2 separate regions of the Homo sapiens genome follow, and region 1 is linked to region 2. Evidence: chromatin contacts called from ENCODE Hi-C or POLR2A ChIA-PET data. All regions are on one chromosome and are shown on one strand. Each heading gives the region's core, a stretch centred on a gene start or an enhancer-like site at or near the end of the contact. The rest is flanking DNA. Distances are from core to core; before and after follow the strand shown.

What was found. A loop is a pair of places that touch in the nucleus more often than their neighbours do. ChIA-PET counts read pairs that join two places held with the same protein, here RNA polymerase II (POLR2A). Pooled maps may share reads with other maps.
Region 1: a pooled map shows a loop between it and region 2 (6-fold over the local background). The contact joins the promoter of SFXN3 here to the promoter of BLOC1S2 in region 2. A Hi-C loop is called at or near these places in 1 of 168 maps with a recorded cell type or tissue (CD4-positive, alpha-beta T cell) and 5 of 50 pooled maps. POLR2A ChIA-PET finds 5 or more read pairs at or near these places in 1 of 52 experiments (activated CD8-positive, alpha-beta memory T cell).

Annotation. Positions count from the first base shown.
Region 1 is chr10:101,028,816-101,032,483 of GRCh38, reverse strand. It overlaps SFXN3 (sideroflexin 3), which reads right to left and starts at 1,250. Exons shown (of 12, transcript NM_030971.6): 1 at 950-1,250; 2 at 2-170. It overlaps PDZD7 (PDZ domain containing 7), which reads left to right and starts at 1,355. Exons shown (of 17, transcript NM_001195263.2): 1 at 1,355-1,411; 2 at 2,100-2,490. The coding sequence starts at 2,265. RefSeq lists an enhancer at 728-937.
Region 2 is chr10:100,285,082-100,288,385 of GRCh38, reverse strand. BLOC1S2 (biogenesis of lysosomal organelles complex 1 subunit 2) reads left to right here and starts at 1,706. Exons shown (of 5, transcript NM_173809.5): 1 at 1,706-1,781; 2 at 2,173-2,289. The coding sequence starts at 1,727. It overlaps PKD2L1 (polycystin 2 like 1, transient receptor potential cation channel), which reads left to right. Exons shown (of 16, transcript NM_016112.3): 16 at 1-237. RefSeq lists a silencer at 1,590-1,789 and enhancers at 2,080-2,379, 1,965-2,472.

The DNA of each region.
Region 1 (3,668 bases), core at 1-2,500, 740 kb before region 2:
CGCTTTCCATCGCTCTCTGAAGCTCTCAGAACCGCCTTCCTCTCTGCCTCCGCTGTCGCCGCCGGGCCCTCCCAGCCATCACGCGGGACGTCACGCGTGACGCCGACCAGCAGGGAGGGGCAGGAGCTTCCCGGCCGCGCCCACCCGGTGGGCACGGGGATTGGCAGAACCTGAGGGCGGTGGGTGTCATTCGAGGCGATGCCCCCAGCCTGGGCCACCTGGACCAGGCCCTAAGCTGCTTCCCAGAGCCAATCCCACCTCGGGGATCAGTTCTGGCCCCCTCCCCAGCCAAAGGGAGGAGGGGCTGGAGCCGCGGGCGCTGCTCCCTTGGTTTACAGTCCCCTGGCGGGCCTCAGCAGACCCCCAGCCCTGCAGCAAGCGGTCTAGGTGCCCAGAGAGAAAGCCCCGGGCGCAGGTGGGCGGTGTGGAGGGGCGGTCCTCTGCTGGCGCGCCGGGAGGGACTCGGGTTACCGCCTGGCTTGTTTACTTGATGGCTGCCTTGGCAATGGCCTTTGGCTTGCTTGTCCCCCTGGGCTCCTACCCCAGTATCCACAAGCTCCTCTTGTAGCAGCGCGGCATTCGCATCACTTCACAGCCCCGTTCCTGTCGTGCCTGTGCCTCTTCTATGTCCCCAGCCCTCTCCCTGCTCCCCCTCTGTAACCCCTAGCTCCACTGTGTCCCTGGTCTCCTTACGCTCCCAACCCCTAGCCCTGCACCCCAGACCGTAGCCCCACCCCTGAGATGTGGAGGGGCAGACGACCCCAGGAACCTCGCGGTCTGCATCCGAGCAAGTGCATCAGAAGGATTCTTAGGATTCTTCCGGTCCTGGGACCAGCTGCCCCACCCTGCGACCATTCCAGAACTGGGTAGCCAGAGACGCCTTCTGACAGAGGAGGAGGATGCAAGTGAAGAAGGCACCCCCTCCGCCACGCACATACTCACAACTCACCCAGCCACCACACAGAGCACGCCTGCAGCAAACTCAGGCTCACGTCCCGCTCTGCCCCGTGACGTCCCTCCACGGAGGCCTCAAGGGTGCCCAGGGAGGGGTGGCAATTCCAGGAGCCCCGGTAGCTGGCTCGGCTCAGAGAAGAGGTGGTTCGAGCCGGAGGGGAACAAGCCAGACCCAAGCCCTAAATTTGCGGAATGAGCTAGGGCGTCAGAACCAGAACTGGGGTGGGTAAAGAACTCCGCTGCCCGGGACCAGGTAACGCTCGGCTGTCCCTGGCGCCTAAGGGAGGTGCCGGAATAGAATGACTGGCGGCCCTACCAGCCAATGGGAGCCCGGGGCGGTGCAGGCCAGCCCAATTCCCGCAGCCTCCGCGCAGCGTGGGTGGGGTTTGCCGGCTGCGGCAGTAGCTCTCGCCTGCGGGTGGTTTGACAAGGCTGGCGGCGCCACACCAGCGACCAGGTGAGGCCGACCAGGCACAAAGGGGTGGGGGGCCTGGAGGGCCGAGTTGATGTTGGGGTGCTTCATTCTAGGTCCCAGAGCTTCTCTGAGGGAACTGGCCCTGGGTTTTGCGCGGGATGTCGTGGGACCCCTCTCCAGCAGATCCTCCCCAAAGCTTGGGAGAGGTTCATGCAGCCTCTTTAGACCCGGAGCCGCAGCCTGGAGCCCGCGGGTGTCTGGGGGTCTTCCTGGGCCTCAGCTGTCTAAGGTCCTGAAGCCCTATCCTCGAGGCCCAGCCCGCCCCACGCAGCCCCCGCCCCACCCCGGGCCACCTCCATGCCCGCATATGCATGAGAGAGGTGATGCCATGAGCTGTCCTGACCTCTCTTTTGTCTCACACCTCTCTAAGCCCCAGGGCCCGCAGTAATCCCAACTCCACTCTCAACCTCTACTGAGGACTGGGGACGGGAGTAGATGACTCAGCCCCGAGCAGGAATGAGGGGTGAAAGGTTCCCACCTGCCTTGTATAAAGTCAGCGAGAGTCCAAGATGGTGCCTGGACGGGGCAGTTCTCTGGCCTAGGGTGAGACAGGAGGGGGGCCTAAGGCATGGGAGGGCAGGATGCTTAAACCAGGGGGAGGGGTGGAAGTTTTAGGGGGCAGCAGGGGAAACATTTACACCCCTCCCTCATCCCTGCTCTCCCTGCCCAGGCCTGGAGCTCACACTTCTGAGAGGCATCGCAAGCGAGGGCCTTCACGTTACTGAGACCCCAGCCCCGCACAGAGGCTCATGGAGCTCGAAGCACGCAGGGCTGGCCTCTCCAGAGCTAGCAGATTCCTTCTGGACCTGTAGGGTGCCGCCCTAGCCCAGCCGCCATGGCGCAGGGTTTCGCAGTGGGCTTCGACCCACTGGGCCTAGGAGACCTGAGCTCCGGCTCTCTGAGCTCCCTCTCCTCCCGAGGCCACCTAGGCAGCGACTCAGGCTCCACCGCAACGCGATACCTGCTAAGGAAGCAACAACGGCTGCTGAACGGGCCCCCCCGCGGAATCCGAGCCTCATCGCCCATGGGACGCGTCATCCTCATCAACTCCCCCATCGAAGGTAGGGGCGGGACCCAGCCACTGGCCTGGGTTGGGGAGGGTGGGGGTAGGGGACAATGGGAACTCAGCAGGAGGAGGCAGAGCCAGTATGATTGGGGGAATTCAAGAGATGGGAGTCACAGGGAGGTGGCAGGCCGCCTGGGAACCCATACACTCTTCCTCACCTGCCCTTGGCCTCTCCTCCAGGCCAATCCTGCAGGGGTCCAGGGTCGTAGAAGGGTCAGAGGAGGGAAAGAAGGCCATGGCAGCAGGGACAGGCATGCGTGTGGTATGCTAGCCCCTGGTGGACAAGGCAGGGGATTGAACTGGCCTCTCTCCCATGGGCTCTGCCCTTCTCCAGATCCATTGTGTGTACTTCTGGGGGATGGGGCAGGATAAAGAAGGACATCCTCCATCAACCAGTCCATTGTGTGACAAGCTCTGTGCTGGGCTGCGAGGAGTCAGTGCCCAAGCGGGTAGACAGAATTCAGGGCTTCCGTGCTGAAGGAGGGGAATGAAGGCAGCACAGCAAATGTTCAGAAGAGGAGGGTTGAGGGTGGAGAGGGAGCTCCATCAGGGAAGGGGAGACCTAAGCTTATGTAGTTGCTTAATGCCGCTTCATGGAGCACAATTCTATACCAGCCCTGGGGAGGTGTTACAAGGGACCTAGAGAGAAATCAGGCTCCCTCTTCACCTTCCAGGAATCTACAGTGTAGCAGGACAGAGCAATAAGAACAGCTGGTGGCAGGGGTGAGCTGTCACCAACAAAGGCTGGAAGTGAAAAGCATGGAGCATGGTAGGTGGGCACTTAGGAGCCAGCCTGGCTGTAGTGACAGATGTGAGGTGACTAACAGCTGATGAGCAAGACAGGACCTAGAATGCCAGGTGCGGAGCCAGGCCCCCTGAGTCTGAGCTTTCTGTGAGCAGGACCAGATAAATATCTCCAGCTCCTCTCCTCTTTCTTAGCCAGCAGAGCTCCCCTGGCTGGATCCCAGACTGGACTGTTCAGGCCCTGCTCCTCCCCCTCTGACCCAGCAGGGCATCTCTCTTCCCCTCCCTAGGCCACTGGAGCAGGGTGGGGCATGTTGCTCAGGGAGCAGGCTTTCCTCCACCAGTGCCCTGGCACGCTCACCCCTGTCATACACCAGTCTATGCTTCACCCTCTGGTGAGCACAGGGCACTGCTGAGGGTCACCACGGT
Region 2 (3,304 bases), core at 457-2,956:
CTCCCGGAGCAAAGTCTATGAAGGATCTTCTGCAAGAGGCTGCCTCCTGGTCCACTGAACCTGGAAACTGAGTGGGCTTTAACCAGGAGATAAAAATGGAGCCTGAAGGGAATCAGGCAAGGAAATGAACTCAGGATTCAGAGATCTTTGAATTAATATGTGGTGGGTTCTGACATTATTCTTCCATAAGACCATGTGGGTTTCCATGGTGGCTATCAATAAAACTCCTTAGGAAAACTTGGACTTTGCATTTGCTTCTGGTATTATAGAGGGAAGAAAGGCTGAAATTGTGGGTCATCCATGTGCCTGGGCTGGAATAGGTTCATGCTCTCTAGGAGGTATAGAGTAGGTGCAGTGATGTGAAGGAGCTGGGCTATAAGAACTTCTAGGCCTAGCACAGTGACTCACGCTTGTAATCCCAGCACTTTGGGAGGCTATGTTGGGTGGATCACTTGAGGCCAGAAGTTCCAGACAAGCCTGGGCAAAATGCTGAAATCCTGTCTTTAATAAAAATACAAACAAATTAGCCAGGTGTGGTGGCGCGTGCCTGTTATCCCAGCTACTTGGGAGGCTGAGGCATGAGAATCGTTTGAACTCGGGAGGTGGAGGTTGCAGTGAGCTGAGCCGAGATCACGTTACTGTACTCCAGCCTGGGTGACAGAGCGAGACTCTGTTTCAAAAAAAAGAACTTCTGGCTCGCAGGAATGGCTTGAAATAGTGGCTACTATGGTTGCACCATAGGAAAAGTGGGGACAGGTGACAAGTGAGACTCAGTCCTCAGGGTGGAGACAGTCAGGGTAGGAGGGCTGGGGATAAGGGGTAGCTGGCGTGTGTGTGTATGTACTGGCATCGGGGTGGGGTGAGAGGGTGCAGAGGGAGGATAACCAGGGATAAGAAAAGAAACTACCAAGATTTTGGGTGTCCAGGAGCCTGCCTGAGGCCTGCTGAATATCTCCTATCCCTTCTTCTGTGGCCTTTATCCCTCCTCATTTTGCACCTTCAATTGCTCCCCAGTCACTTCTTCTCATCCATCTCTTTCACTCACTCCTGTTCTCCCATCCCATTAAGTACTCTGTACACCTAGGAGGCTTGTGAAACAGCTTAAATGCAATTAAGATAACCAGAGTGTATCCTCAGCCCTAAAAAAGTTACAGTCTAAGCTTTCTTCAAGGAAGGCTGTATCAACTGAAGAGAAGTAGATGCCTGCCTGCAGTTTAAGAAATAGGGGCCAGTGAGTTGGTGTTAACTCAGGACATTGGGAGGGACAGTATTTAGGACCAGGGATCAATGCCTGAAGGTTTCCCAAAGTGTGGACGAGACAACCTGTAAAACTTTGGATTCCCTGAGCAATCTTTTGATGACTAACTCCAGTGCGGAGTGTCAGGAGAGCGGGCAATCCGTCTTCAGTGGTTTTGGTCAGCAGGCCACAAACAGGGTTGACTATTCCCAGACGGGTCGTGAGTGGTACAAGATGAGTGATCCCTCCAGGGTGTGACTGTAGGGATGAGCTCGCCCTCAGTCCCAGACGTCGCGACTGTTGGCAGTGGATCAATTCACAACAGCCTGGCGTAGCTTCAATTTCGGCTCCGGAATCGCCCTTTGCTGTGTCATAGACCTGAGGCTGGACTGGACCGCTAGGCGCAGGACTGCAGGGCCGGCCGGGTGGGCGGGGCACACCCAGTGCGCATGCGCAGCACCCCGGCCCGGAAACAGCGCGGGGTCCGCTATGGCGGCGGCAGCCGAGGGCGTACTGGCGACCCGGAGTGATGAGCCCGCCCGAGGTACCCGGAATGGATGGGGAGGAAGCGTCCGGTGGGGGGCCTGGGGCTCCGTCTCGGGTGGGCGAGGTTGAGTGTGTGGTGGCTCACCTGGCAGGAACGGGCTGGTGAGAGGAGTGCACTTGTCGCTGCGCGCGAGTGTTTGTCCTGTCAGGGTGACTGGGATGGTGCCAGGATGAGCGGGGGTGCCGGGTATGGGCGAGGGGCGGTGCGAGGGAGGCGAGTTGATGTGTCAGATGGGCAGGGACGCAGTGAAGGACTTGAAATTATGGCAGATGGAGAATGGAGCCGACTTGATGGAATGAAGGCAAGTGGAGGGATGTCGGAACAGGCTGCTTTGGCTGGATTAGCACCGGGTGTAGGCGGGACACTTAGTCATTCTCCCTTGGCCCAGACGATGCCGCCGTGGAGACAGCTGAGGAAGCAAAGGAGCCTGCTGAAGCTGACATCACTGAGCTCTGCCGGGACATGTTCTCCAAAATGGCCACTTACCTGACTGGGGAACTGACGGGTGAGGCGGGGTCTGGGTTGATTCGGGTGCGGTTTGGCCCAGGAGGCCTGGGAGATGGTTAGCAGCATCAGTCTGCAGCTCCCTTCCTACCCTGCATGCCCTGAGACAGGCCTGTTGGAAGTTGGGGGAGGCCATGAATGGGAGAGAAAGAAAATACAACTCTGCAGGCCTCTGTAACATAGACTAATGAGAAAACAATAACAAAAAAGAGTTCATATCCAGCAACAGTAATCAAGAAGTGCTTCCTTGGGGAAAGTGTATTTTGAGCAGGGTTGTGAAGGGAATTATTGGTGGAAAAGGGGGAGATGATACAACTAGCGAATGAGGTGGTATGTGCAAGCAGTGTGTTTGGCTAAAGCAGAAGATGTGTTTACCGGGATAAAGAGAAATGAAATTGAGGAACGGGGAGTGACCTGCAGATTTAGGGACCTATTAGTTTGGTCTGAGGATTTGATAACCCATCCTTTGGGACATGACTAGTGTTTGATCGTTTCCAAGTGGACACATGACCTATGTGTGGAGGAGGATCAGAAAGTGAAGTATGGGCAGGGCGCGGTGGCTCATGCCTTTAATCCCAGAGGCCGAGGCTGGTGGATCACTTGAGGTCAGGAGTTTGAGACCAGCCTGGGCAAAATGGCGAAATCCTGTCTCCACTAAAAATACAAAAATTAGCCGGCCGTGGTGGCGGGCGCCTGTAATCCCAGCTACTGGGGAGACTGGGGCAGGAGAATCGCTTGAACCCAGGAGGTGGAGGTTGCAGGTTGCAGTGGACTGAGATCACACCACTTGCACTCCAGCCTGGGCGACAGAGTGTGACTCCATCTCAAAAAAAATGAGAAAGAAAAAAGAAAAAGAAAGAAAGTGAAGTCTGGTCCAGTACAGCATCTCAAAAACATTTATTAAATTGTTTCACTTCCCCAGGAAATTACTGTAAGCTAAATTTGTGAATCAGAATCTATGAGAAAAGGCTTGATACAGAATAGTAGGGGTTGTGAATCTGTAATTTTTTTTTTTC